Linked DNA regions of Homo sapiens: region 1 is linked to region 2. Evidence: read pairs that join two places in POLR2A ChIA-PET (ENCODE). Cell type or tissue: A673. All regions are shown on one strand. Links, peaks and the distances in the headings refer to the core of each region. The heading gives the core; the rest is flanking DNA. Region 1 holds the start of PKP1 (plakophilin 1). Region 2 overlaps NAV1 (neuron navigator 1).

Region 1 (16,256 bases), core at 3,980-8,979, 260 kb before region 2:
CACCAGGCTAGAGTGCAGTGAAGCAATCTCGGCTCACTGCAACCTCTGCCTCCCAGGTTCAAGTGATTCTCCTGCCTCAGCCTCCTGAGTAGCTGGGCTTACAGGCATGCACCACCACACCCAGCTAATTTTTGTATTTTTTTTTTTTTTGTAGACGGGGTTTCACCATGTTGGCGAGGATGGTCTCGATCTCCTGACCTCGTGATCCACCTGCCTCAGCCTCCCAAAGTGCTGGGATTACAGGCGTGAGCCACCAAACCCAGCCCGAAGCCCCTGTTCTTATTTTCCCAGTCTGTCCCATTGGGCACACTTTGGAGTCTATGTGAAATGGCTTTTGGTCCCAGAGAGAGCTGGGGGCTGAGCAGGATCCTGAGGCTGTGGCCAAGGCCTGGGGCCCTCGTCCTTCCAGGGGGCCACAGAACAGCACTGCTGGCCAAGGGGAGAGGGTGGATAGAGAGGCAGGCCCCCGGCAGGCCAGTGTTGGGAGACAGAACTAGAATTTGGGTTGGCAGAGGGGCGGGACCCAGAGCAAATCTAGTGCTGACAGCAGCCAGTCGGCACTGGGCTGGGTCTTTGCTGTTATTCATCACCTCCACCCCACCCACCCCACCCAGAGAGACCAGAAAGGCAGCTCTGAGAGCGTTCTGGTGTGTGGAGGAGCCCTAGGTGCACACCTTGGCCTTGCCCCTTAGCTGGCCTAGCCCAGCACGCCTTAGACTCATCCAAACCCTCCTTTCTGGGCCTCTGTAACCAGCCTCTTTGCTGTCTCTCTCCTCCCACTGCCAGCATGTACCCCTCAGCTCCTTCCAGAGCAGAGCTGGGTTAGTGTGAATGGGCACAGGCCAGCCTTTTCACCCCTGCCTTCATGGATAGGAGACTCATGGTCACATGCCCTGATTCTCTCACTGGGGTGCTTGCCAAAGGGCTGGGAGAGAGGCCCCTACTGTTCCCGCCCCTGCCCCAGTAGCCCCCATTTCCCTGTCCATGGCTGGGAGCCTCTCTGTGCACTGTCTGCACCTTCCAAGTGTAATGGCTTGCAGTCTGGTACCTGCAGTGGCATATATCACACCAGGAGTCAGGCTGGGAGTCTGGTGCAATCTTGCCCTGGTACCCTGAGGGCGGTGAGGGTCTAGGATTCTGGAAGGAGTCATCACAGGGTTTCTATGAGGCATTGTTTGTCCAGATCCTTGTGAAGATGACTTCCTGGATTGATTTTTCCTGAGATGCCTAGGACAGGGCAGGGGATTGAATGACTTCTTACTTCCTGATGTAAATTTCCCTTGGGAAGTGAGAAGGGCAGGTTTTCTGTGCTCTCGTGGAAGCCCGGTGGGATTGTTCCTGAGGGCATCCCTACTGGCAGGAGGTGAGGACAGCGGTCTTAATGGAAACTGGCTTTGAGAAAGGCAAAAGCTTGGCCAGGATGCCCTGAGCCCAAATCACTCCAGAGACCTGGGAAAGTTCTGGGACATGGCCTTGCTCCAGAGCAAGATGGTGGCTTTAGTTTAACAAAAACATGTATTGAGCACGTGATGTGTACCAGTGTGAACAGTGAGGAAGCAGAAATGAAAAGCACACATCCCCTCCCTCAGTCTGCTCTAGGTCTTATGGACATCTGAGTATGACAAAGTGGCCGAGGGCTATAACACAGTTGGCACCAGGCACAAAGGTCCCCAGGAGGGGGTCTTGAATTTGGTTTGGAGATTCCTTCACCAAGATAGATAGGATTGACAAGTGGCAAGAAGGCAGGAGGTGGGAGGGGCTTGTCACCCCCTTGTTTAAGACTTATCAGTGCTCTGTCATTACTCTTAGAACAAAATTCAAGAGGCCAGGCACAGTGGCTCACGCCTGTAATCCCAGCACTTTGGGAGGCCAAGGCGGGCGGATCACGAGGTCAGGAGATCGAGACCATCCTGGCTAACACAGTGAAACCCCGTCTCTACGAAAAATACAAAAAATTAGCTGGGCGTGGTGGCGGGCACCTGTAGTCCCAGCTACTCGGGAGGCTGAGGCAGGAGAATGGCGTGAACCTGGGAGGCGGAGCTTGCAGTGAGCCGAGATTGCACCACTGCACTCTAGCCTGGGTGACAGAGCGAGACTCCGTCTCAAAAAAACAAAAAAACAAACAAACAAAAAAAAATTCAGGAGTATTTTCTGTCTTCCCAGACGGAAGTTTCCAAGCTCCAGCATGATCCTGCACTGGCCAATTTAATGGCCACTAGCAGCATGTAGCTATCAAGCCCTTAAAATGAGGCTGGTATATTTAAGGAACTGAATGTTTCCTTTACACAATTTGAACTGATTTAAATAGCGGGCACAGAGATGGAACATTTTCATAATTCAAGAAAGCTTTACAGGACAGTACTGCCTGCCTGCCCATCTTGTGCCCACCTGCCTGGTCTCCCTGGTCTGTCTGTTCTGAAGACATGCCAGGTTCATGGCTTGTACACTCACCATTTCCTCTGCCCAGAGCCCTTTCCCTCACTCCTGAGATGGGCAGCTGCCTCTCATGCTTCAAGTCTCAGCCTGTCACAGTCTGGTCACCATGGCTAAAGCTGTCCCTCTCTGCAGCCTCTAAGCCGCTCATTGTTTCCTTCATAGCATTTAATATAATTTGCAATCATTTACAGATCGACTCTTTGTCTATGTCTTTAGAACATATGCCCCATGAGAGCAAGATCTGGTCTTTTTCATCGTTGTATCCCCAGGGTTGACATGGTGATACCAGCCCCTTTAGGCACTCGGTACGTATTTAAGTGACTGACTGACAGTGCTCCACACAGAGGGAACAGCAAATATGCAAAGGTAAGGGGCAGGTGGCTGCATGGGGTGAGTGCTAGGATGAAAACAAAATAATGCAGGAGAAAAGACAGAGGCGATTTAGAGACTAGGGAGGGGGCAGTGCGAGTTCATCAGGGAAGGTTATAAGATTCCTGAGTTGAGCAGCCATTGAGGAGTCTGCTAACTGGCCAAAGGATGTCATCCAGAAAAGCTTTCACAATAGGGAGCTGGCCCCGTGGCCGCTGTCCAGGAAGTTCAGTTGCAGACGGACTGGGCTGAATAAGATGGGGCCACCCAGCAAGCCCAGGGATCCAGGAAGAAAACCTACCTCTTCCACGCTCCTGCGGTGTTTGCGTCAGTGAGGGGCTCAGCTAGAGGTGGTCCCCTCACCTGGGGGGCTGGAAACTGAGAAGGGAGAAGATTCAGCCCAGACACTCTTAGAAGCAGCAGGAGCCCCAGAGACCTCCTCTCAGCCTTCCTTGGGATAGCCCCCACCCACTCCTGGCCCAGCCTTCTCCTTCTCTCCTGTAGAAAATAAGCTCTAGGCCAGGCACAGTGGCTCATGCCTGTAATTCCATCACTCTGGGAGGCCGAGGTGGGTGGATCACTTGAGTTCAAGAGTTTGAGAACAGCCTGACCAACATGGTGAAAGCCTGTCTCTACTGAAAATACAAAAATCAGCCTGGCATGGTGGTGCGCACCTGTAATCCCAGCTACTCAGGAGGCTGAGGCAGGAGAATTGCTTGAACCCGGGAGGCAGAGGTTACAGTGAGTCAAGACACACCACTGCACAGAGTGAGAGTGACAGAGTGTAAATTCTGTAAGAGCAGGAACTTTGTCTTCCTCACCATTGTATCCTTAGTACCTGGGACAAGGTCTGTCACATAGCAGATGCTCAGTCAATACTTGTTGAGTAAATGAACTCATATTTCACTTTTTAATGAACATAGAGATGACAGGATGTGAAGTCTGGGAGCCAGAATGTTGAAAGGGAAATCTGGGTCACACTTAATGCTCTAAGGAGGCAGCAAAGAGAATTAGAAGCCCGTTCATACTCATTCCTTTGAGGATGAAAATATACTCATCTTATTTCAGAATCAAGTCAAAATTAACTTCTTTCAGGATGCTTCCCCCTGATCACCCCCAACACCTTCCAAGCCAAAATTAACCCATATCCATTAGAATTTTAACATCTAAATATATGTTCTGACAGTCACCTGAAAGCATGCCATTTCAGAGCCAGGATCATGTGACTGTGCCTCCTTGACATCTTTTCTTCACTTTAGGAGTGTTAGCCTCCTTGCTGGTTGATTTCTGAGACAGGCCCCACATAGGGTGGGGCTCAGGCAGGCAGAAGAGAGAGAGAGATTATGGAAATAGCATTGGCCTGCTGGCTCAAAACCATATACCTGAGCCCCAAACCAATCCTCCCAGCCTGAGTATATCTCCCTCACCGTGGCCCAGAATGTGTAACCTGACTTCTCTTTCCTCTCCTCCTCTGTCAGAAGGGCCTGATTCAAGATGTCCTGCCCTACAAATCCCCACAATCGACAGAATTATAGAATGTTGGGGCTAGAGTGGAGTTTAGGAGCCACGAAGTTTACCCGCTCTCTTTGTAGATTGGTGCAAGGGACGGAGGAAGGCACTTGTCTAACATGAAGCTAGTTAGTGACACAACTAGATCAGGAACCCAGCTGGCCTGACTTTCGTGCCCTGTGATGGGAATGGATGCTGTTAAAATACCTATCCAGAGAAGGATCTGCTTGTCACAGAGAAATCTCGAGGCGGCAGCCTGGCACTGCCACTGAGTGTCCAGCTCTGGATTGCAGTTGCCTTGTCTGCCTGTTGCCAGCTGGGTGGCCTCATGGAACTTCAGTTACCTCATCTGAAAAAGAAGGGTGATGGTGCCCACCTCATAGGGTCATTGTAAGGATTTAAATGATGTGGTTCGTGTACAGGGCTCAGAACAATGCCTGGTTGGTAGGCATGGTGTTTGGAGGAGCATAGTAAATGCTATTGCTATCAATATGTCAAAATAATGTCAATATTAACATAGTAGAGAAGTAGCTAGAAAAACTGAACTTCATACCTGGAAACAATTTTAAAGATAATCAGTTCTGCTTCCACGGACTTGCCTTTTATAGGAAGATGAGCTACTCTAATCCCCTCCTTCAGGGCCCTTCTATATCCTAGAATAGGAAAATTATCGTTATTTAAAGATGTAATTAACATTTATTATGGCTAGCATATTAGGTTTTAGATAGGCCAAATGTGTGATACAATAGAATTGTATTTTTATATGCTGCTGTGTATACTTTACAGTACATTGGGGCCCTTATATAATCGGTGTGCACTGTACTTTAATGTCCATTTTATAGGACTTTTATAAGGGAAGCTGGATGATGTGGTGGAATGAGCACTGTGCCAGGAGTCACAAGGCCTGGTTAGGATGCAGGCTTTGCCACATATTAACTGGGGCATTGCAAGCAAGCTACCTCCTCTCCTAATCAGTGAAATGCAGTGCTTGGCTGGATGAAGTCCAAGGCTCTGTCCAGTCCTGGCGGTCTATGGCTAGAGGCAGAATCTTACAATATGAAGTGATAATAGAGGTTTACAGGTATTTTGTACACATCTATGACATATTTTTTATCACATCTCTGGTTTACTTGAGGTTAAGTTCTTAGGAACAGCGCCCTCAATAATAAAACTGTTTCTATTGGAAACTATAATCTGCTTTACAATAATCTGCTCTGCAAATTGCTACTAGGAATACCTTCCTTGGGAAAGCTGGGGCTCCCCGCATGTAACACCCACATCTCAGGAGTTGCGTGAGTGACCTTCATGTACATGGTCCCTGAGACAGTCATTCAGTCTTCTTGATCCTTCCTCGACATAAAATTCCCAAAAAGAATAGATTTCTGATTGTCCTTTCCTCTGTAGATTAGAAGAGCAAACTAAAAGTAAAATATGTGAGCTGTGAGCGGCAGCCTCAAATGACAGCAAGAGTGACGGCTGTGATAGTGTCACACACTGGTGGAGGCCCCAAAACTAAGAAACTGACCGGACAGCACGACTACACAGTTCAGTAATGGATGTCCAGAATGAGAAACCCAGGGCATCAAGAAGTACAGCAAATATGTTCAGTGTTGTTTGCTTTAGGAGGCAAACAGAATGCGATACCTTTTAGAAAGATTTCCATCAAAGTAAATACTTAAAAAAAAAAAAAAACACTCAGCTCCTGTTACACACCAAATTCACTGATGTGGGCTCCCTCCACGCCTGGAGAGGATGCTACATGAATAAAGCTTCACTGCACATGTGTCCCCAGGGGTGAGTGTATATAGGGGAATGCACACAGTGGTCCCAGAATAATAAGTCCAGAGTGAAATTTCAGGGTAAAGCAGCTTTTCAATTTTTCAGTGAGGATCTGGTTAGGATCCGAGTTAGATTTAATTTACCTTAAATTAACTAGCATTCACGTATTCACCTATTTAAAATATTTTTTATTAAGCGCCTAATATTATGTGTGCCAGGCATTGTTTTAGAGGTTATAGTGGAGTTTCAGAGAGGATCCGCTGTTCACGTGGTGTTTTACCGGGGTATACTCATGAACAACAAATAACCACCGGTTTTACCAAGGCATACCCACTGTGTGGTCTGATATCCCAAGTCTGCTCCTTGATGTGGCCTTACTGCCCCTACCCCACTTTCTTCAGAGGAAGCTCCTTTAGAGTAGACTGGGTTACCCCCATAAGATGGAGCACTCCTTTGGAGCAAGAGCTATGGTTCTGCCATCAGCCCGGGAGCCTCCACCGCCGGGGTTGGTCTCTGCTATGACCTCAGTACAGAGGGAGATGGACGCCTGGCTCTCCTGGGCAGCCTGGTCAAGAAAGACTCCTTTCTTTCCTAGAGAGAGGTCTCCCTCGGTTCCTGAGCTGAGCACATGCTTTCTCAGTGAGCCGGCAGAACAGGACAGAGGGGCGTCTCCCTGGGGCCTCAAGGCTTGCGACGTTTCTTGCTCATGGGGAGAGGGAAGGGAGAGAAAAAAAAGAGCGAGCAGGAAGGCGCCCAGCGTCCCACACAGGGGACTCGCAGCCCTGCCCCCAAGAGCGCTGGCTCCGCAGCAGCAGTGCCCTGCAGCTCCGCGTCTGAGCAGCAGCAGCGCGCGGCCCGGTGGAGTGGGTGGTGCAGGGCAGGGGTGGTATATCCTGTCTGACGGAGGGCGGGCCTCGCCAGTGCCAGAGAGGGACGAACCAGGGTGGAAGCGCCAGGAGCAGCTGCAGGGAGCCCTCACGCGGACCACGCACTCTATGGCCGTAGGGAGCCGCTGAGAGCGAGAAGAGCACGCTCCTGCCCGCCCGCTGCACCGCACCTCGCCTCGCCTCTCTGCTCTCCTAGGCCCCGGCCGCGCGCCACCCGCCTCCCGCCACCATGAACCACTCGCCGCTCAAGACCGCCTTGGCGTACGAATGCTTCCAGGACCAGGACAACTCCACGTTGGCTTTGCCGTCGGACCAAAAGATGAAAACAGGCACGTCTGGCAGGCAGCGCGTGCAGGAGCAGGTGATGATGACCGTCAAGCGGCAGAAGTCCAAGTCTTCCCAGTCGTCCACCCTGAGCCACTCCAATCGAGGTAAAGGCTCGGCCCCCGCGTGGTCCGTGCGCCCCTTTCCAGAGCACCCTGGCCCAGTGGCGGGGACCAAGAGACGCACGCATCCCCGGGGATGAGGGGAGGCGAGGGGCTGCCGGCCCCAGGCAGGGTCTACGCACCTAGTGCGAGCAGCCGAGCTCCCAGCCGGTTCTGAGCTGGTGTAAACGCGACCCGAGGCTGGCTCGACGGCCCCGCGAGCTCGATGGCGCGCTAGTGGGCAAGGATGGGTGATTCACCGGGACACAGCCAGGAGCATGTCCCAGCGTGCCAGGAGGTTGAGGATCCCCCGCGAGCGGTTCTCCTGTCCCTGAGCCCTGGGTCTGGACGGCTTTCTCTTTCGGATGCTGCTCTAGGGATCTGCCCTGCATCCTGTCTGGCCCCGGCTGTCCTGGGGCCCATGGTCCCCGCGCTCGCAAACGGTTGTGGGCCACCCTTCACCCTTCCTGGGCTTGATCTCCTGGCCTTCAGCTGGAGGCCGATGCCCAGCGTCCAGGCCAAGGGGAACCCCAGTCCCTGTGGGGCCGCGCATGAGTATCCGCGAGCGGGGTGAGGGAGTCGCTGAGACAGGAGTGCAGCTCAGGAGAGGCGCTGCGGGACGGGAAAGTGGCACAGGGAGCAGGGACGAGGGCCTGGAACTCCAGGGCACTTTATCGAGAGCCTCCTGAAAGAGGCTAGCCTAGTTGGAAGGCCGCCCCAGGGCCAGTGGGTCCCTTGACGACAGGGAAGGGGGTCAGGGATGCTTTCTTTCCCGAATAGCCAATGCAGAAATCCTCTTTCCCACTGGATTCTTCTTACCCCACCCAGCTTAGGTAGAAACAAGTGTCTCATGGGGAGAGTACGGAATGGCAGGTTGGAAATCCCCCCGGGCCCCAGGGAGACCTCCAGCTGAACCCTCACGGGCACTTTTCCAAGCTGGATCCCGGGCCTGGCACCCCCTCCTCCAGCCTCTGAGAGGCCAGATCCCATGACTGGGGGAACCTGGGAGAAAGGGGCAGCACCCAGGAAACTCAAGGAGGAAGGGGCAGTACCTGACAGGGGAGAGCTTATAGACCAAGTAAACACTTTGATACAAAGGATGCCTGGTAAGAATTACACACAAGTGAGCAAAGATTCCACTTGTTTATTTATTTACTTATTTTATTTAGCTAAGTTTAGTAAAATGCTAATAAGACTTTACCCATTACCAAACAGTACAGGTCAACCAAGACTTATGTATTAAGACAGGCCTTAGGAGAGAGTGAGGGGCAGGGGGTAATAAGGTGGAAGGAGACAAAAGAAACCGACCCTGGCCCTTCCACCACACACACACACACACACACACACACACACACACACACACACACCTCACACTTCCTTCTACCTGTGGCTTCTGTCCCCCCACCTACTCCCTAGCCCCCATTCCTGAGTGGCCCCTTGTAGAGCCGAGGGAAGGAAAATGGCCGGCAGAGGACTTCCTGGGCCCCAGACCTAAAGGCCTTTGCTTCTCTGTGTGCTCTTTGCCTTTGTGTGGGCTCCAGGCTCCTCTCGTCACATTTCCACTCAAGATCATGCCACCTCCAGAGCACTTGCCTCCTTCCCTTTTATTTGGTGCCTTGGTAGGTGCCTCCTAGCCTCTTTAGAATTAGGTTTGGAATAACAAAGTGCCCCCATTTCTGGCTACAGCCCAGAGCACAGCTCAACCTACTCTCCTCTCTGCACAAGACTTGGCTGTCCCCTTCCCACTCCCACTCCATCCCAGCCTGAGCTCTTGGCTCACAACTCCAGAAAACTCAAACCGGCCCTGGGTGCCCCAAGGACCCCTTTTTCCTCCTACCTATCGGGATATTGGCTGAGTGTCTGTCAGCAAGAAGTGCACTTTCTGGGCTTGGTCTTTGTGGGGAACTTCTATCTGATAAGGTCTCCTTTGTTCCCTCTTTGTTTTTCCTCCCAAGGTCCCCCAGGGGGCTTCACTGGGGGAGGGTTGATGCTGATGGCTACCTCTCCAGAAACTCCAAGGTCTAGCCCTGTGGGCGTGTCCCCTCTACCCTCAGACTCTGCGGAGGTTCCTAAAGGAGGCTGCAGAGGCATCCTTGCTGGAAGAGGCGGTTTGGTCACTTGGAGCTGGTGTTTCTGGTTTATCTGGCTTAGTTTTCATCAGATTTCCTTGTCTTCTCCATCAGAAACACCCAAACGTCCCCTATTTGCTCTGCGGCCACCTCTACTCACTCTGCTCCCTCTTTCTTATGCTGGTTTACCTGTCAGGAGCCTGCTTTGGTTCCTGGAATGGAATGAGCTGGTAGCTGTGGAAGGACCATGCCCCAGGCGTTTTCCCTCGCCCCCTGGACAGATTCAGGTTCTTGTTTAGTCTCTTCCAAGAGCAGAGTCAGTTTACCTAGGGTCTTCTTGAGCCCCTTGAATCCCATCCAAAGTTTCCCTAGTTAAGAAGGGCCAACCATACCCCACAGGTTGCCTGGAAGAGTAGCCACTGCTCCTTGTACCCCAGGAAGGACAGTCAGGACCAGCCATCCTTGGTCCTGTGATAGAAGTGGCTTCTCAGTTCCTCTCCACTAGTGCTCTTTTCTCTCTTGTCACTGAGGGAGTATTGAGCCACTGAGGACTGGAGGAAGGGCCCCTGGAGCCTGTCACAAAATGCCTGTCTGCACTCATGCTCTCCCTGAAATGCCACAGATCAGACAAGCACCTTGCCCTGGTCATGAAGGCCCCGGGCAGGAAGAAGGTGGCTTCTGTGGCCTGGAGACCTTGCAGAAGGAGGTTGCTCTGAACCTGCCTACCCATCTTGAACTGCCCCTGAAGTATTGCTCCCCTGTGTTTTCAGGCTGTCCCTGTGTGCCTCAGGGTGTCTGGCCTCCTTTTCTTCCCAGACTGTGTGGAAGGCAAGGGGAAACTGAGGGGGATGTCACCACCCAGCAAAAGATCTTTGCCAGGGAAATGACCTCCCTGAGGATGGGGAAGGAAACACTTATCCACCTTCCAGATCTTTATAACTTCACTTGGAATCTCTTCCTAAAGCTGAACCTGAATCTCACTTGCCCTAACCCAAGCGCTCCCCCGCCACTGTGAATACAGATCACACCCAGCTCAGTGAAAGGAGCTTCCTTTCACCTGTCCTGTCTCCTTCCAGGGAAGTCCTAACAACACCAGCACCATTGCCTGCTTTGTCTCACTGCCTGCTTAGCCATCTGTGATTTTTTATTTCAGCCTTTGGCCTGAAATTCTCTTTCTCCCTTCTTCATAGAAGTACTGTTTCCCATCTAAAATTGCTAAGCCTCTATTTCTCTCTGATCAGAGGTAGGGGCTGGAGGCAACATTGAGCCAGGGGAGGTGCCTGCTCCCTTTCTGTAGTTCCTGTGTCTATTCAGCCCTCATCAGGGGAGAGGGGGGCATGCTTGTACGAACTCCGCAGCCTGCACAGTGAAGGAGCTCGCCTCAGGAGCCCCCACTTTGATGGCTTTTTGTATTTGTGTTTGACTATGTCTCAGCATGAGCTTCTGCCCGAGTGTTCTGCTCATTAGAGTTTCTAGAAAGTTGTCCTTTCCTGACCACAGGCATCACTTCTGGGGTTGTTTTCTTGGGACCGAAGCTGAGATTGCAGATGGTAATGGCTATGTGTGCTTTAGCTTGTTCCATTGGCGAAACATACCAATTAAACTTCAAATGAACCAATTCTTGTTTCTTTACAATGTACCTTGGCTTGAAGTTGGAGTTTTAGCCAGAATTTCCGTTGGCCTGTTACAACACATGCAAAAATGCTGGGTATTCTAGGGTGTTTTGCAGCAAATGCTGCTTCTCTGGATCCTGCTCCTTGACAGAGATTTTTTAAAAGTACAAATTCCTCCCCCGACCCCATACCATTGTAAGTATCATTGTGCCAATTGTTCTAGGTTTAGAAATCTGGGAAGCGCTTCTGCGATGGGCCGTGACCCTTACAAGATGTGTAATGTTTGAACAAAATAAAATGGACGAATGTTAGATATCTTCATGTGAAGTTCCTTCTAGGCATACGCTGGACACATGCGCACACATGTATACACACATAGGTCACACATGCATATATGCATGTATACACAATACACCCCACACATGAATCCACACACCCACACATGCACACACGTACACACACATAACATGCACACACTTATGTTATGTGTGTGTACATGTGTGTCCTTGCAGCTGTGCTGTGTCAGGAGCCCAGCCTGGCATCTACCTGGTGTGCGATCTTGGACAAGTCGCTGCCTCTCTTTGGGTCTCTGCAGCTGTCAGAGGTTGGATTAGATCATCTCCAAAGTGCTTTGCAATGGGAACACTCTTTGGAAATAGATTTTATAACTCTCTAGCTCTGCAAACCATTTGCCCAGACCGCCAGCAGCTGTTCTGCCAAAAAGCTCTTCCCCTTAAGGCATGCCACTCATCGTGTCTCTCTCGTAAACATCCTAACATATTAAAAAGTCTTCTCATCCACTCTTCTCAAACTTGGCTACATATTGGAATCACCTGGAAATTTCAAACAACACAAATGCGTGAGTCCCACCCCCAGAGATTCTGACTTAGTGAGTATGAAAGATGGCACGGGCATCAGGACTTCAGAAACTCCCAGGTGATTCTCATGTGTAGCCAAGTTGGAGAACCACTGTTCTAGTCCCTGTCCTTCACTCACACAGATCCAGCATGGGGGAGCACCCCTATACAATGACATACACCCATGTCTTTCTCTCATACACACACACACACGCACACTTAATGTAGTAGTTGCTGGCGAGAGCCTTTGACTCTGAACCCCACCTGAACCCGTCAACCCTTGCCCACTCTAACCCACCACCCTGCCCCCTCACGCCCATCCTGTCCCCACAGGATGCTCCCATGCTCTGCCCAGTCCTCAGGCTTGGTGGTGGCCATGAACAGATCTGCTGAAAGAGCAGCAGGATTGTGGCAGAGCTAGGTCTGAACGCGTCCCAGCAGAGCCTGAGGGAGTCACATGGGCTGGAGAGGGAGAAGAGAGAACACAGGCCACAGCAACCCAGTTTGTTTCAGCATTTCTGTTCAGTACGTACACCCAGGAAAAGGTCAAGAGCCACACCAAAGTGCCCGGTGAGGCTGTGCTGAACTCCTTGCCCTCCCCATCTCCTAGAAGCTGCCGAGTTGGGGAGGCATGTCCACGGTGCTCCCAGCAGCCCAGCAGAGGGGGCAGGAGGCTGGCCAGCCCAGTCCTCCCTCCAGGAGCTGGAACCATCCCGCAGACACAGTCCACTCCTGCCCACTCCGAAACACCTCTGAGGGTATTCTCTCAGCAGTAGCTTCCTGGCAGTTCTTGTTATCTCATTTAAATTCCTATTGCTGTGGGCCTAGCTTTTCTGGGCACCATGGGTGAAAGAGATTTCAGAGGGTGAAGTAAAGGCATTTTCAAGACTAAAAGAAAATGAGCTTCCTTTCTCAAGCTTTTCATGCTGAAGGACAGGTGGGCTTTATTCAAAAGTAGAATATGCTAGAAGAAGCATCGGCCTTAAGGGAGACAGAGTAAGCAAGAATGTGTTCCGAGCAGCTTGCCCTGTGACGAAGGAGAAGGATTTGAGGGGAGGGAAAGTGGAAAAAGCGGATTTCCCTATGACCTCTGTCTGCAGGAAGGCTGATGTCCTGAGAGCCTTCTCTATGTAGAACCTGGGCCTGGGATTGGGGGTGTGGAGTGTGGATCTACCAAAGGTGAAGATTCCTTGCTTCAGGGAGCTCCCAGCTTGGTTGGGGAGACCCAGGCCCTACCTTCTGGGAGGAGTGCACACACACACACACACACACACACACACACACACACAGTGTACAGAAGCCACATTCCAAGGAGCCCACAAGCCAGTGCAGAGTCAGCCGCTGGATTGAGTGCTGACATGGTTATGCTGGCAAGTTTGGAGTGCTCAGAGCTGGGTGCGGTCATCTTTAGGAGAAGCTGATTTTTGTGCAAGGTTTTGAATGCAGGGGGAGGGTTGGAGAAGAAGAGAAAGAATGTTTCAGGTGCAGTAAGTGTGACCTATTTGAAAGCTTGGAGGTGGAAGAGGATGAGTCATCCCTGCAAAGGCTCACCTGCCCCTACTGGAGAGAGATTTCCACTCATCCTAAAGAAGGAGCTGCCTCCAGTTTCAAAGGTTTTGAGGCGAGAAAGCTTGAGTTGCACCGATGACACAAGAAAGAATCAGCCTGTCGTTGTCTAAGGCACCAAAGGGAAGCAGTGTGCCAGGACACTGGTGACCTGAGCGGTAGATTTTCTGAGATGGTTTTACACCCTAAAACGCGGATGTAAAATCAGACGAGCTATGTGGACAGAGCAGGTTGTGTTGCTTGTATACCTGGGAAAGTGGCAGATGCTCTGAGGCACTTGCTCCTTGACCTTGGGGTTCTGTGGGTGGGCAGATGCTTCCTGAGGATGGCACACAGGTTGGGCACACTGTCAGTGTCACCGAGAAGCCACCACATCCCTGCTCATGCTGCATGCACCCATATGGGGAGAAGAGGGGCAAAGCAGATGCTTAGCTGGAGGGTAGGAGTGATTCTGTGGGGTGAGCTGGGAACTAGCCCCTCCCCCATTCCCCAGGAACTAAGAATCCTCCTCAAGGAGGTGGCCTTGGGTATTTGAGAGCTGCAGCAGCCCTCCTCTCTTCCTGGTTTACCCCACTCACCAGGGACCTCTTTGAGTGGGAGGAGAGCCTGACCCCATTCTAAGCCTCTAAGCACCAGGCATCAGAGCACGTTCACCACAAGGGTTGGGCAAGGGAGAAGAGGTCATTGACGCAAAGAGCCAGCTCAAGCCAGTCAGGCCCAGACCCAGCTGGGGCAATGCCCTGAACTCAAGGTCCCAGGGAAAGAAAGACATGGTTCGCACTTCAGAGAGTGTCCAAAGTACATGGTGGTGGAGACTTGTACGGGCGTGAGATGGAGATGGGAGTAGGCGTCATTCATCAGGAAAGGCTTCCTAGAAGTGCATTCTAGAGACATCGGGGACCAAGTGGAAGAGTGAGCTAGCACCATTACACTCATTAGAAGCCCATGCTCTTGCTATTGAACTTGACTTTTAGAGGGCATTACTTACCAGTCAGACACCCCAGGGTCAAGAGAGGGAAAATCACTTTTGTTGTGGGAGCAGTGCTCTTACAGACAGAGCACACCTGCCCCCAGTACTCCTTGGTTATCTGGCACACTGCGAGCTGTGATTTCAGGTGTGTGACAACTATGGACTTTTCCCCTCTCTCACCACCTCCGCCCCAAATACTGTCACCTTCTGCCAGATTAGCAGTGCAGGCAGGTGTGATGTTACCCTCATTCTCACCAGAGCCAAGCAGACCCCAACTACAGATAGGTCTTAGGAGATGCCTTCAGGAACTGCCTGGAAGGGCCTGCAGGCCACAAGTGAGTGACAGTCACACCTGCCTTTACCAGAGTTCATGCTGGACATGGGGACTGGCTTTGGGAACTGCAGGGCATTCTGGCCTCTCCCTCCATGTGTCTGTGTGTCCACTGCCACCTCCATGGCAGAGAGGCCTCTACCTTCATACAGAGAAGAGTGTATGAGAGGGAGGCAGGCAGGTGCAGGGTGTGGCGGGAGGAGATGGTTAGTCTGATGACCCATGGGGAGAGCAGCATCATGCTGACAGGTTCTCTCCCAGAAGACGGGCAAGAAGGCCCTGGTGCAAGCCCCCCGGGGCTGCTTCTCATAGCAGGAGGCCTCCCCGGTGCTCCATAAAGTTCTGTCTGTCACCACCCCAAATTTTCCACCCAGAAGCAGCTGACTGACCCACACCTGACCTTTGGTGAGAAATACCTGCTCACAGGGCCAGATCCAAATGAACTCTATCCTATCAAACCTTGGAAGAATGATCAAAGTGGGCTGGGTGGAAGGGAGGCAGACAAGACCTGGTGGTTGGCCACCTAGGGTCCTGACTATGAGTGTGCCTGGCTGCAGCCCCCTTCCTTGGGAGCACCAGTCCTGAGTGACTGAGCCCATGAGATTGCCTCCAGCCTCTTCCTGATAAGGACAGTCTTGCCAGAGGAGCGGTTGCTGGAGAAAGGTGGAGGAAGAGCTGTGTGCACTCTACAGGGAGCTTGGAGGAAGCCAGAGGTTCAATGGGCCACATGGCAGAGTCCCAGGATGTTGCTCATAGGCGGATGGCCCTTCTGGAGTCAGGGCTAGGCCTGGAGTATAGGGGAGGCCTCTCAGAGGACCCTGAGGCAGGTGGCAAACGAGGCGGTAGTGTGGCCTTTGATGTCTGCCCTTCTTCCTTGTAAGCTGAGCTGTGTCTCTGGAGAGGAGGAGTCGGCTCCTCTGAACGCAGTCAGGCACGTGTCACTATCATCACACCACCACAGGGCAGTGGAACTGTACGGGGCCTATGGGAGGTAAGAGGCCAACCCTCTCTTTTGACAGAAGAGGACACTGAGGCTCAGAGAGAGCAAGTGACTTGCCCAGGTGCCAGAACCAGGACAAATATCAACACCGCTAGGCCCCCAGGGCAAGCTGTGTCTGCCACAGCTTGAGACCCCTAATGTCCATGATGGAAGGGTGCAGAGAGTTGGGCAGCACTCTCTGCTGTGGGCTATGGGTGGTGACCTGGCGCTGGACAGGGGAGGTGGCACGAGGTGGGGATCCCTGCCTCATTCCAAAGCTGCCCCTTGGCTATTCCCTCTACTCCCAGCTCAGATATTCCAGCCCTGCTCCCCCAGGCAATGGCCGGGGAGCCTAAGTGGGTGTGGCAGATGGGGAGGAGCTACCTTGGCTGGGTGAGATCACTGCCCAACTCTCTTCCCCACAGACAGGGTTTCCGATGGGGGAGTCTGACCATCGCTTTAGAGA
Region 2 (15,029 bases), core at 1-5,000:
CCCCATCTGGTCGGTAATACTGACCCACTTTACATCCCTTCCCTGATTTTAAAATCCATTTGTAAATAGAGTAAATACCAACTTCTGTAAAATGAAACTTTCAAAGTTGGAAAGAAACTTAAGTGTCATGTAGCTTTTTCTATTCCAGATACATCAAATCCCCCTAAAACATCCCCCTCAGAGGTCATCCAGCTTGGACACCTCTGTTGCTGGGGCATTCCTGCAACACTATGTTGAAATCATCTTATTCTATATTTGGACAGCTCTGTCTCTCAGAGTTCCTCATTGTATTAATCTGTCAGGGATATGACTTCCACCCATCGCTGAAAGATCCCAAAAGCTTAGTGGGCTTCACCAAAATGCATCCCTGAATAAAGTGGAGGATATTCAAAATAAGTCATGCAGAATAAGTGTGATTGCCTACAGAGTGTCAGCCTTTCAATATTTGGGAACAACTACCATGCATCTGTCCCCATCTTTTCTTCTCTGGTCTCAGCAGCCCCACTTCCTTCAGATTTTCACTGGATGTGTCCCCATGTTTTTTCAAGGAAGGTTGATATATGACGTAATAGCAAGATTGTGGACCATGACATAACTAAGACTTGAACTCAAGGTTCAAACATTGACTTTGCACCTGAAGTCCTTAGCGAGATGAGCATTTAGGAAATATTGGCAATTGAAATTATATCCTCCACATGAGCATCATCGCTACACTCTGTGTGACCTTGGGCAGGCCATGGAATCTCTTAGAGACTCTGTTTCTTCCCCAGGAAAAGTGGAATGAAAATGCCTTACTCCTGGGACAATGTTTTCCAACTTGCCTCAGCTTTCAGTCCTAACCTCTTCCTTCTCCTCCTCGTCATTCCACAACCCCACACCTGCATAGATTCCTATGATCTGGCAATTTCAAAAAATACAGTCAAAGAGTGATTGCATGAATCAAGTGAGACCATGTCAGACCTGACTCAGTCTCTGGGATGCTCAATGTGTGTGCTTAATAAATGCCAGATTTAATCTTTTTTCTTTTCTTTTTTTTTTTAATTAATTTATTTATTTTTATTTATTTATTTTTTATTTGAGACAGAATCTCTCTCTCTGTCACCCAGGCATGTAGCTTTTTCTATTCCAGATACATGTTGGCCAGGCTGGTCTCAAACTCTTGGCCTCAAGTGATCTGCCTGCCTCTGCCTCCCAAAGTGTTGAGGATTACAGGCGTGAGCCACTATGCCCAGTCTCATCCTATTTCTTACTCACCTTCCTCATTATATGCATCACCCTTTAAATGCTAGTTTCTCTTCTTTGAAGGTGTCATGTCCAGAGTGAGGTGCACCACTCCATTTATGAGCTTACTGGCACAGGTTAGCCATAGGCAGATCACCTATTTATTATCAGATAGACAAAGCAGATTTTCTTTTCAATTTGTAGATTGCCCCTGAAAACCAGAGAACTGGGCTGATGCAGAAGGGATAAATGAAGGCATAAAGGAACGAGTCTGACTGTATCTTTGCTCTTTACTGTTTGTTGTTTAGTTATTTCATCTGGTTTTGGTGTTATCTAATTTTTTGGTAGACTTCAAGCATAGCATAGAATAGGTCCATAATAAAGGATTTCAAGAGTCAGTTACCAGTGCCTTTTTCCCAGTTCATTGGTGCAGATAATTGAGTTGACTGGGAAGGAGTATCTGGGTTCTGGGTAATGCCAAGATACCAACTGCTCTCTTCCTGCTTTTCCTTTAACAAAGGAGAGACAGCTGATGAGACACACGGTTAGGGGGCCCCAGCCAGGACCCATACGAAGCAGCTGCCTGCCTTTGTCTCTCATCTGGGACCATTCTGTATGGCCCCTCTGGCTCTCCTTCCCCAGAGCTTCAGGAAGAGGGCTGGATTGCACGGCATACCCTGCACTATTGCGTGCTGCCCGTTGGACCCTGGCTTTTTGTGCTCTTCATCGCCCTCTGGGTATAGTTCGCTTTACCAAGTAGATTTAGAAGGTGTCAGCCACACTTACCCCTACCTCACTGGGTGAGTCTGTGGAAGCTGCACCCTCAGGGCCCATGCGCAGTTCCCAGGGGGAGGGGAAAGGGCCACATGACAGTTAAGGTGCTTTCCTATGGTGCAAGTTCCCCCACACACAAGGTTTTATTTTGAAAACCGTCAGATAAGTAGAGAAGGTGAAAGACTGACTAGTACGATGAATGTCTACATTCACTGATTGTTGACATTTTGCTAGATTGCTCTGTATATAGATCAATCTATATAATATTTTTCTGAGCCACTTAAGAGTAATTTGTTGCCAGGCCCAGTGGCTCACACCTGTAATCCCAGCACTTTGGGAGGCCAAGGTGGGTGGGTCACGAGATCAGGAGATCTAGACCATCCTGGTCCAACATGGTAAAACCCCGTCTCTACTAAAAATACAAAAATTAGCTGGGCATGGTGGTGGGTGCCTGTAATCCCAGCTACTCAGGGGGCTGAGGCAGGAGAATCACTTGAACCCGGGAAGCAGAAGTTGCAGTGAGCTGAGATGGCACCACTGCACTCCAGTCTGGGAGACAGAATGAAACTCTGTCTCAAAAAAAAAAAAAAAAAAGTAATTTGTTGACATCATGATACTTAACCCTTCAACACTTAAGCATGTTATTTCCAAAGAACAAGGACATTTTTTTTTTTTTGAGATGGAGTTTCGCTCTTGTTGCCCAAGCTGGAGTGCAATGGCACGATCTCAGCTCACCGTAACCTCCGTCTCCCGGGTTCAAGCGATTCTCCAGCCTCAGCCTCCCGAGTAGCTGGGATTACAGGCACGCGCCACCATGCCCGGCTAATTTTTTTGTAATTTTAGTAGAGACGGGGTTTCTCCATGTTGGTCAGGCTGGTCTCAAACTCCCGACCTCAGGTGATACGCCCACCTCGGCCTCCCAAAGTGCTGGGATTGCAGGTGTGAGCCACCGCACCCGGCCAAACAAGGACATACTTCTATGAAGCTACAGCACCACAATCATACCCGTTAGTACTGGATTTAACAGAATTGTTTAATATATGGCCAGAATCAGATTTTCCAGTAGTTTCCCAAATGCCTTTTTGAGAGTGCTGTATACTTTTTCTCAACCCACAGCCTGCTCAGTTAAGGCCTAAATTGGAATTTTCTCTCTCAGCAAAAGGGAAATAAGGTCATGATCCCTAAAATTGGGATAGTGAACCACGGGAGGAGAAGCACTTTGACTTATATCATTTCATGTAATCGTTCCAACAACTTAGCGAGATAGGTACTAGTATTCTCTCCATTTTACTGGTTAGGAAATTGCAGTTCAGAGAGTTATCTAAGTTGCCCAAATAGTATGAGCCATTATTACCACTCCATGCTGCATGTCATATGTAATGATAGAAAAATAAGAGATTATATTTGTAAAAACCTGCGTCTTTTACATTCCACACATTCTGTATCCTCTTCACTAGGTCTTTTTTTAAATTACTATTATTTTTTGAGACGGAGTCTTGCTCTGTTGCCCAGGCTAGAGTGCAGTGGCATGATCTCGGCTCACTGCAACCTCCACCTCCCAGGTTCGAGCAATTCTCTGTCTCAGCCTTCCGGGTAGCTGGGATTACGGGCACCTGCCACCATGCCCGGCTAATTTTTGTATTTTCAGTAGAGACGGGGTTCCACCATCTTGGCCAGGCTGGTCTGAAACTCCTGACCTTGTGATCTACCCACCTCGCCCTCCCAAAGTGCTGAAATTACAGGCGTGAGCCACTGTGCCCAGCCCACTAGGTCTTATGAGGTGTTAGCACATGCTATGCTGTCCCCATTTGACAGAGGAGGAAAGTGAGGCTCTAAGGCTGGGATTTAATAATATTTATGTAGTCATGATCATGTAAATGACATTTACTGATAGTCTTTATGCAGAGCTCAATATACTTAGTTGTGGTTGCTGGGCAGGCTGTAAATAGCTATCAATAAAGGTGTAACTGCCAAGGCAGGAGGATTTCTTGAAGCCAGAATTCAAGACCAGCCTGGGAAACCTAGCAAGACTCACCCCCCAATCTGTACAAAACATTAAAAAATTAGCTGGGCATGATGGCACATGCCTATAGTATGGTCCTCCTGCCACAGCTACTTGGGAAGCTGATATAGGAGGATCGATCACTTGATCCCAGCCAGGAGTTTGAGGTTGCAGTGAGCTATGATTGCACGACTGCACTCCAGCCTGGGTGACAGAGCAAGATCCCATCTCTTAAAAAAATAAAAATAAATAAATAAGTGAATAAAGGTGTTATTGACTGAAGAAGAGAGGTAGAAGAGGGAAAAGGAGGGTCTCTAATACTCTCCTCTTCTACTGAGGGGATTCAAGAGTCTGTCAAAGTGTTAGAAAACAAGAAACCAAATTTTAAGATCAAAGGTACAAGATAACTCATAAAAGTAACTAAAATCAAATATTGGGAGGAAGAAAAGGAGAAAGAGAGTCGGGTTTAGTGTAAGTGCTCTAAACTTGTCTAACTCCTTTGGTAATGATAGATATTGTCTACAGGTGACAAAACAGGGAATAGTTATTAGTATGTTATCTAGAGTTTACGTGGATAACCACCAAAGGAGCTAATAACAGAAAACTATTTGGACAATAGAATGGAGTTGGGAAGAGGTGGGACAGGAAACTGTTGCTTGTTATTATAAGGTCTTCTGTACAATTTGATGGTGACCACCCAAAACAGTAGTGAGGAAGGCAGGCTTTAAATTCAGATATTCTAGTTTTCTCTTTCTTTCTTTCTTTCTTTCTTTCTTTCTTTCTTTCTTTCTTTCTTTCTTTCTTTCTTTCTTTCTTCTTTCTCTCTCTCTCTTTCTTTCTTCCTTCTTTTCTTTCCTTCCTTCCTTCCTTCTTTCTTTCTTTCCTTCTTTCTTTTTTTGACAAAGTCTCACTCTGTCACCCAGGCTGGAGTGCAGTGGAACAATCACAGCACATTGCAGCCTCAACCTCCCCAGGTTCAGATGATCCTCCCACCGCAGCCTCCCGAGTAGCTGGGATTACAGGCATGTACCACCACGCCTGGCTAAATTTTGCATTTTTTGTAGCGAGGGGGTTTTGCCATGTTGCCCAGGCTGGTCTCAAACTCTTAGGTTCAAGCGATCCACCTGCTTCAAACTCCCAAAGTTCTGGGATTACAGGCATGCGCCAACGCGCCTGGCCTTCTGGCTTCTAAATACACAGAGGTGAGCAGGACAAAAGGCCTGGCCTTGGAGGAAGGAAATCTAAGGCTGGGATTTAATAATATTTATGTAGTCATGATCATGTAAATGACATTTACTGATAATCTTTAAGCAGAGCTCAATATACTTAGTTGTGGTTGCTGGGCAGGTTACAGCCTGCCCAGCAACCACAGAGAGGACTGTCTTAAGACCTGGGTGCCGGCCTGGCTCAGTGGCTCACACCTGTAATCCCAGCACTTCGGGAGGCTGAAGCGGGCAGATCATGAGGTCAGGAGATCGAGAACATCCTGGCTAACAGGGTGAAACCCTGTCTCTACTAAAAATACAAAAAAATTAGCCGGGTGTGGTGGTGGGCACCTGTGGTCCCAGCTACTTGGGAGGCTGAGGCAGGAGAATGGCGTGAACCCAGGAGGCGGAGCTTACAGTGAGCCAAGATCTCACCACTGCACTCCAGCCTAGGCGACAGAGCGAGACTCCATCTCAAAAAAAAAAAAAAAAAAAAAAAAAGACCTGGGTGCCCGCCGGGCATGCTCACCCAGAAAGAGCTCCAGGACGCAGCATGCCCATAAGGATGCACCCAACACCCTACATCCCACATGAATTGCTAAATATTTGTTGTAATTTAAAAAAAATTATAATTTCACTTTTTTTTTGTTTTTAAGAGACGGGGTCTTAACCTGTTGCCCAGGCTGGAGTGCAGTGGCACCAATGCAGCTCACTGCAGCCTTGACTTCCAGGGCTCAAGTGATCCTCCTGCCTCAGCCTCCTAAACAGCTGGGACCACAGGCGCCCGCCACCACACCCGGCTAATTTTTGTATATTTTGTAGAGATGGGGTCTCGCTATGTTGCCCAGGTTGGTCCCAAACTCCTGGCCTCAGGATTGCTCCCAACCTTGGCCTCCCAAAGCATTCAGATCACAAGGGTGAACCACCATCCTTGGCCTATAATTTCACTTTTAAAAGTATTTGGTTATCAGCAATTCATTTATTAATAATTTTAAATTGGCTATTTCTTGGTAACCCTGAACATATGCAGAAATTACTGGATCAGAAGAAAAATTTTATCTGTAAGTTATTTTCAAATAGAATGCATTTTTGTGAAAGCTAAAGTTAAGTATTGAAGAAGTTGACACAATGTTACATTTTATAGATGTTTGATTAAATCTTGATTAACTTCAATTTTGTAGTTTTATGTTTGTATTTGGGAACCCAGGGCCTCTGAAAAGCTCCTCGGCTCTGCACTTTCTGTCCTGGGAACATGTGGGGTGGGTGGTCTATGTATGGCCCTGAAGGGCCTCTCGGCAAATGTTTGAGACCCACACCACTCTGGAGCAGTCACCTGACCCAGAGGATGGAGGTTGGCTTGACTGAAGTTCCATAACCTAAATCCCATCCTGCTATCAGAGTTCTTCCTCAGGCCTTCACTGCAAAGGTTCCTCTGGTCTACTCTATGGTCCGTGCTGAATGACTTCATATCCATCCTCTCGTTTACTCTTCATGGCAACCTTATGAGGTGGGCAGGACAAATATTTCCCTTTCTGTAGATGTCAAAATCGGACTCAGAGAGGCTAAGTAACTTACCCAAAGCCACATAACTTTAGGGAATGAGTTGGGGAACCCAAGTCTTCCAGCTCCTGGTCTTTGTCCTTTCCAATACACTCCAGGGTCATGTATAGCAGAAGGGGCCAGTGGACTGGTGTCTTTCTTTTTTTTTTCTTGAGAAAGGGTCTTACTTTTTTGCCCAGGCTAGAGTGCAGTGATGCAATCATAGCTTACTGCAGCCTCAACCTCTCAGGCTCAAGCGATCTTCCCATCTCAGCCTCCTGAGTACCTGGGATTACAGGAGCACACCACCACACTTGACTAACTTTTACATTTTTTGTAGAGACAAGGTCTTGCTATGTTGCCCAGGCTGGTCTGGAACTCCGAGGCTCAAGTGATCTTCCCATCTCGGCCTCCCAAAGTGCTGGGATTACAAACATGAGCCACCTCGCCCAGCGCCACAGTGTCTTTAATGGCTCATAGAACTTAACCACAGACATCATGTCTGTTATACAAATGCAGAAATCATATTGAGCTTTTAAATTTACTTTGCTATCACATTTATTTTGACAAGCGCTTGAGATTTATTTCTCAATAAAAGCTACTTTAAAGTACACCACCAATTTTATCACTTCTGCTCATTTTTACCCAGTCAAAAAAATAACGTAAAAGTGTTACGTTTTGAGGTTCTGTTTCTCATTTTCTCATCAGAGTTGAAAATTACCATTGTGCATGAATTTAGGCCTGTGTTAGGCTGGCAACCCATTAAAACTCCTCTGCTTTTTAGCCGGTCTGGAGCTAATAAGCCGGCCCCTCCCAATTTACACATCTCCTGTGAGATCCAGTGTCTCTCTGTCACTCATTACCAAGCTCCTTACTAAATGTCATCACAAAGATGCCACATCACCCCTCTTAGTCATCTCCCCACTTCCTCTTGCTGGCCATGGCCAGAAAGAAATCAGGGGCCGTAGGGAGGCCTAGAAAGTGACCACAGAGTTGGGGGTGGCTGTGGGAAGTGGATGGGAATGGCCACTGCTGAGCTGGCCACAGAGACTGTGACAAAGACAAAGGCCTCTGTGTTTGGGATGGCAGGGAGGGGGCCAGAGGCCGAGTCAGGGCTGGCATGCTGATAGTCTGGGAAAGGCCTCCCAGGGCAGAGGAAAGCCCACAATGCCACTCTGAGTTGGCCGCTCTTAGCACTTGGAAGTAGCTTAGTTGGGTCCTGATACACAGTAGGGGCTCAGCAAACATTTGTTGATTGATTATTTGGCAGGGTGGCGGGGTTGGGGGTAAGGGATGCCTTTAAGCTGAGGTGGGTAAAGGGAATGTCCTTTCCCTTTCTCCTGCCCACGGGAGCGCTGAAGGTGCTGAATTTCCCTGGCTTGTTCAGAGGCCACCTCTTTGCTTCCTTGACCTCTCCCTGACATTGGGCTCTGACGCATGTGGGGTAATGCACAGGCTTTGGAGTCAGCCTGACCCGGGTTCCTACAACCTCCCTGAGCCTCAATTTTCTCGTCTGTAAAATGGGGGCAATAATACTCAGGCCAGGGAATTGTGAAGATCATCCTAGAAGGTGTTAAGCACCCTCTGGCCTAGAGCCAATGTTGGTCATTCTTATGGTCCTTAATTTGGATGCCCCGTGGCTCGCTGCACCCCCATGTATAAAATAAATCCTTGATCCACCGAACGTACACCGGACAGGCAAAGGGATGGAGCGAAGTCAAGGATGCCTCATTTAGCCCCAGCCATGCAGACTATACTTCGGGGTAGATTTATCCCCAAATGGATGTTTACGTATCAGACAGGGGATGCTTCCCTGTCTGAGGGTCAGATGGACGGGTGGAAGGGTTATCTGTGGTGCTGGCTCTAAGATATATGGTCCCTCAGGCCCCTCTGGGCTCCAGACTGCAGGCCTCCAGGGGACGAGGGGGGCAGAGTGGCCTGGGGTTTTGTTTGGCAACACTGGCCTATTATCTGGCCCAGGCTGTGTTTCCAGGGCATTGTAAATAGCACCCGCTTGGCTCTGGAAGGAGGAGCCGCAGATGTGGCTGAGGCAAAATATATGGTAAGGTGGGAGATTTGAAATGATAAACTCGAGGCTTGTGAGCCAAAATACAGGCTGGGGCCATCTCCAGGCAATAGGACACCAGGGAGGGCTCAGCCTGGATACCTCTGTGGTGAAGGCCTGACTCACAAAGCCAGACAGAGCCTGTGCTCAGTGGCCCATGGGCCAGGGCTGCCGGCTCTGTTTGCTTCCATCTGCCTCTTTGTAGAGAGCCTGGGCTGCTTCCTAAACTCAGCCAGAGGAGTGAACAGAGCTTGAGCCAGATTTCAGGTCTAGAGAGAGAAGCAGGAGAAAATGTGAGGGTATATTCACCTGCAAAAGGCCAGCCACTGTGTGTTCCAACCGAGAAGGAGGGAATCCTTTTCTCTTCTTTTATTCTATTGTCTTCTATTTTAATTGAGGTATAATTTACAAACAGTGAAACACACAGATCGATGTGTTTTTGACAAATGAATACGCCCATGTGACCCACACCGGATCCAGATATGGAACATTTCCATCAACCCACAGAATTTCCCTCCTGTCCCTTTTGTCAATGTGCTCCCACCCACTGTCTCCGTGTTCTGATTCGTATCATCATAGATTAGTTTTGCCTGCTCTTGAACTTCATATAAATGGAATCATGTGGTAGGTTCTATTTTGTGTCTGGCTTCTTAGCTCAGCATAATGTTTTTGAGATTCATCCATGTTGAATGATGTATTTTGCTTCTTTTAATTTCTGACGTATGAATGTGCCACAGTTTGTTTATGGGAGGAAACTTGAGATTCCTTTCATTGCGGTAGGATTCACATCTATCCAGCATCAATAGAGTATCTGCCAGGGTTTTGAGAGTTAAGCTGGTCGGTCCTTAGTGGATGTTTAAAGTGTTCAGTGTCACCTTCTTTGTTCCCAGACAACTTCCCCATTTCTGTGTCTTGCTGTAAAAGACCATAATGCCTTTTCTTCCCTCCATGGACTGGAGCTGCCTTTATCTCCTGGAGCTGGGAAGTTCAGATCATTTGTAGAGGGGCCCCTGGTTTCCCCATAAGACAGAATGTTATTCTTTAATCTGAATTGAGCTGACACGTGTTGACAGACAGGGGTGTCTGGCCCTGCATGTGGGAAACACAGGTCCACGTGCAAGACTGGAGCCTGTGGTGGGGAGACACTGGTGACCCGGAGCCAAGAAGTGACATGATGAAGCTGTTTTACCAGCAGGACGGCCCTAATGGCAGGGACCACGTCTGTTCTGTTCACCGATGGGAAGCCAGCACATAGCACAGAACCTAGCAAGCAGTGGGCATTCCATAAAGAGGTGTGGGACCAACTAATGGCTTGGAAGAGGGAGAGTTGGGCCAGCAGATGTACTGTCACGTTCCTGACATGCAAAGTCTGGGCTAGGGCGGCCCTGCTGGGGAAGGAAAGGAAGAGCCGTGGGAGAGACTTTTTACAAAGGAAAACCGAACAGGACTGGATGACTGTGGAACATGGGAGGGACACAACAGAGAGCAGAATCCAAAAGTCGTGCAGTCTTTTTGGAAGAGCACTGGACTGAAAGTTGAGTCCCTCCTGCACCTTTTGGCATATAACCTGGGTAACTCATTTAACCTGTCTCAGTCTTAGAGTCCTTATCCATCAAATGATCAGTTTGCTAGGGCTGCCATAACAAAGTACCACTAAGTGGGTGGCTTAATGAAACAGAAATCTATAGTGTCAGTTCTGGAGGGTAGAAGTCTGAAATCGAGGTGTTGGCAGGGTCATACTCCCTCTGAAATTAGTGGAGAATTTTTCCTTGCCTCTTCTAGTGTCCGGTGCTTTCCGACAATCCTTGTCATCCCTTGGTGTAGAGACACATCACTCCGATTTCTGCCTTCACCGCTGCATGGCCATCTCCTCCCTGTGGCCTTCACATCCTCTTCCCTCTGTGTATGTCTATGTCCAAATTTCCCTCTCCTTATAAATACAGCAGTCATACCAGATTAGGAGCTCACTCTACTCCAGTATGACCTCATCTTCACTAATTACTTCTTCAATGACCCTATTTCCAAATAAGGTCACATTCGGAGACACTGGGAATTAGTACTTCAATTATCTTTTTTGGTGACACAATTCAACCCATAACATGCCACCTGCCACAAGATTGAATGAGGCAATCCTTTGTCATTGTTGCAGGTAAGGCAAGAATCAGGGGAGATTTTGGCCAGAGACCTACTTTTAACATTCTATGTGACCTCGTTCAAATCTCTTCTCCTCTCTGGATCTCAGTTTCCTCATCTACAAAATGATCTGTAATGTCTTCCCTAGATGTAAATCCCACAACTCCTTGACTCTGAAGCTCTGAGGTTTTGAGTCTGGGGGCCTGGGAGAGCTGTGGAGCTACTAACAGATATGGGGAAGTCAGGAGGGTAAGCCAGTCTGGGGATCAGAAGCTTCCTCTAGGTTCCATCCCTCATTTGGGAACTCAGCCCTCTTCTCCTGGTGGCCGGGACCCTGGAAAGTCCCAAGCATCTTCTATCCCCATCCCCTGCGCCATCACCCCTACCTTAGTGAGGCTCAGAAGGAGGGAGGGCTGCTATAAATAGCACCCTGGAATCAAAAGGCCCTCTTCCTGTGCAGGAAACACAGCGGCCTAATGGAGGCAGGAAAAAGGTGTTTCCGAAAGAGAGGCCAGAAAAGGGAGGGGCAGTGGGGATTCGGGAGCCAGATGGGTTCCCGGGTGCTGGAGCAAAGGTGCTGTGAAGGGAGATGGGGGGCGGGGGGCGGGGCAGATTTAATAACAGCTTCTGGGGTACTACTTGAGGTCGGCCTATCTGGAACCCCAAGAGAACAGTCTGTGGAAAAGGCCCAAGAGGTATTTGAGTTGGGAGACTTAGGATTTCAGGTCCGAAAGTGGGGATTGAAAATGCCACATTCATTAATTCACTGATCCATTCATTCATTCACTAGATATTAGCCACAGCTTAGGACTGTCCTAGGTGCTAAGGACAAACAGTATAACGCTCTTTTATAAAAAATAGTCTGAGACCTGGAGCAGTGGCTCATGCCTGTCACTTTAGAAGGCCAAGGTGGGTAGATTGTTTGAGCCCAGGAGTTTGAGACCACCCTGGACAACATACAGAGTCCCCATCTCTACAAAAAATAAAAATAAAAAAATTAGTCGGGCATGGTGGTGGGTGTCTGTAGTCCCAGCTACTCGGGAGGCTGAGGCAGGAGACTTTCTTGAACCTGGGAGGCAGAGGTTGCAATGAGCTGAGATCGCACCACTGCACTCCAGCCTGGGGGACAGAGGAAGACCCTGTCTCAAAAAAGAAAAAAAAAAAAAGGTCTGGTAAGCAAACCAGTGATTACACCCCAGTTGTAATAGCTCAGGACAGTGGGGGGACAGTGGAGGGACTGTAACCCCTGGAGGGGCAGGAAGGGCCTCTTGGGAGGTGAATTCCTCCTCCTGGGCTTGCAGGAATTAAGTCAGGCAAAGACTGGGTTGGAGGGGAGGGAACTGGGGGGCCTTCCAGGCAAGGGGAGAAAAATACTTGGACTCTTCCCCTCTGCTGTCCTAGCCCCAACCTTAGTCCAACCTGGGCCAGCAGCAGAGGTCTAAGGACCAGCCCTGCCCCCTCCATAGAGGCTTGCCACCAGTCCTTGGGGCCCTCTCTGGAGAAATGCCCCTCTCCTCACCAGCAAAGAGCACCATCCTCCAAATGCCTGTGTGGAAAACGGGTCTCAAGTGACCTCTCAATGGAGAGCCCTAGAAAATCATTAGTGTTCCCCCTGTAAAAACAGGGGCTTAATTCTACGGGCAAATATCTCAGGCAAAAGCTCAGACCAGTAGACTCGTCTCTGGTGCAAAGGAGGAAGATGAGTCAGCCAGGGTCCCGGGAACCCTGACTCCATGATCCTGCCAGACCACAGGGCCCCCACTTAAGGCTTGGAGGGGGCTGAGATGAAAATGATCTACTGTTTCTCTTAGGAAGCCCTAGGGAAGTCCAGTTTGGTGTCAAGTTGAAGATTTCTATGCATTCCCACGGCACCAACTGTGATGGTGAAATGCCACATTTCAGCCCCAATCATTCAGCCAGATTGGATTGCAATTAGTACCTGAGGCAGGAGCCCAATGCCCTCTGAGGTGCCTGGGTGAATTTCAACTTCTGTGCTGCTCCTTTTGTGAAACAATGCAAGAGATTCTGGAAGAAAGACAAAGGGTTGGGGGATGTGCTTGTCCAATGTCCTTCAGCACAGCCCACAGGACAGCCTTCAGACGTGTCCTGAGGCTTGTGTGCCCAATCACACATGCAAGGAATTAGGGGCCTGCCTTAGGGCTTGATTCCAGGACATTTACTCCCCATGGGGAGATCACTTACAAAGCTGCACTGTGGCCCCAGAGGTTCCCCTGGGCTAGTCTTAGAGAGAATTAAAGTCAGAAACCACCCAGCCTCCCCAAAACACTTAACTACCACCTCCAAATTAGCACCGTCCTTGGCTGGTAATCAAATTCTAGGAGATAGTTCCTGATCTTCCCAGTTTTCAGGTGGGTTAACTGAGGACCGGCTTGCCCACACCACTTAGGCTAGATAGAACAAGTAATTAAAGCCCAGAAATAGCTGGCTGAGATCCAGCCTGTTTAATGTAATAATGCTGAGAAATGTCAAACGTGGTTTTGTTCCAATAGGAGTGGAAGGGATGAAGAGAGACAGGAAGAAAGCACTCTATGTAGTTTCTGGAGTTGGCTGTAGAAGGACGAAAGGACTCCTCAGGGGCTGCGGAAAGGAAGCCATCTATGTGCTGGGCGGTGACTGAGCTGTGCATGGAACCCTGCGCAAGGGGCTTGGAGGGGCAGAAAGGAGGAGGCCTGGACTCCAAAAAACAAAAACAGAAACCAGGGATAAGAATAAGGGTGAAACAGAACTGGGTTTCTATCCTGCTGCCTCTTCCTAGCTGTGCGACTTCGTGCATATTATTTATCCCCTCAATGTTTTCGTGCTTTGTAGGAGCCAAGGGAAAGCTTTCCCACCACCCTCTGAAACTTCACTGAAAATAAACTGACGATATGTAGATAAAAGGCAGATAAACTTATTTAACGTGCATAAGCTCATGGGAATCACAGGAGAATGGTCACTCCATAACCCAGTGAGGTCCAGAGGCTTATATACCCTTCTACATAGGGGAAGGGGAAATGCGGGCCATATGGCCATTTTGAAGAGTAGGCAGTGATTTTTCGGGGAAATGAATGAGCCCAGTGCTCAGATAATGGTTAGTAAATCATTCTCTTTGGGAATTGAATGGAACCAAAGAACGAACACTGGTTTGGGACAAAATTTGTCTGGGATCTAGGTGTGGTGTTTTTTGTTTGTTTGTTTTGAGATGGAATCTTGCTCTGTCGCCCAGGCTGGAGTGCAGTGGCACAATCTCGGCTCACTGCAACATCTGCCTCGCGGGTTCAAGCGATTCTCCTGTCTCAGCCTCCTGAGTAGCTGGGATTACAGGCGCACACCACCACGCTGGCTAATTTTTGTATTTTTGGTAGAGACGGGGTCTCACCACGTTGGTCAGGCTGGTCTTGAACTCCTGACCTCGTGATCCACCCGCCTCGGCCTCCCAAAGTGCTGGGATTACAGGCGTGAGCCACCGCGCCCGGCACAGGTGTGGTGTTTAATTTTCAGTCTCTTCCTCTGTGATATGAATTTTAATCTTCTATGGTTAATAAAACTTCAGGGAAGGAATCAAAAGCAATTGTGTTCCTCTTTGGGGTCTGGCTTCTAGGGAGATAAGAGAATTCCAGAGAATAGTCTCATCCTGTGCTTTGAGAAAGATGGATGATTGAGAGGCAGGAGTTGGGGTGGGGGAAGTCAGAGGTACCTTGAGTCTGCTTCTTTAGTTCAGCATGTCAAAAGGCCATATTATGGGGTATCGTTTTCTGAGCCCCAACACCTTCATCTGTAAAATGGGAATAATTTTAACCTAGCTCATTGGATAACCTTGTTCACAAGGATTGAAGGAGATAACGCGTATAACACCTTTAGCATAGCGCCAGGCATATGGAAAGGGGTTGTTGATAGCTCTTGGCCTTCTGGAGCCCGTTTCCCCTCTGTAAATTGGGGGTTATTTATGGTCCTTACGGGCCTGCCGAGAGGCTACCATGAATTGTGGTTATAAAGGGCCTGGCTATGAAATAGATGCTCAATAAATGTTTCCTGCCCTTGAGAAGCTCCCCATCCATTTGGAGAGACCAGAAGCACACCCTTGGAGGAT

Evidence for each region. ChIA-PET counts read pairs that join two places held together with the same protein. Peaks named below come from ENCODE experiments on the same cell type or tissue, not always from the same donor. Only the 100,000 strongest peaks of a DNase experiment are listed, where the experiment ranks them.
Region 1: POLR2A ChIA-PET joins it to region 2 with 14 read pairs; 2 of 35 experiments call an interaction of 5 or more read pairs at or near these places.

Annotation. Positions count from the first base shown.
Region 1 is chr1:201,276,494-201,292,749 of GRCh38, forward strand. PKP1 (plakophilin 1) reads left to right here and starts at 7,013. Exons shown (of 14, transcript NM_001005337.3): 1 at 7,013-7,411. The coding sequence starts at 7,210. RefSeq lists an enhancer at 6,854-7,383. In A673, for the core only: a CTCF peak has its summit at 5,451; a DNase peak (open chromatin) is centred at 6,878; H3K4me3 peaks cover 3,834 bases; H3K27ac peaks cover 5,000 bases.
Region 2 is chr1:201,544,333-201,559,361 of GRCh38, forward strand. The region is part of intron 1 of NAV1 (neuron navigator 1); the gene reads left to right. Among named protein-coding and RNA genes, the nearest start is that of NAV1, 13 kb to the left of the region's middle. In A673, for the core only: CTCF peaks have their summits at 1,931 and 2,131; a DNase peak (open chromatin) is centred at 1,929.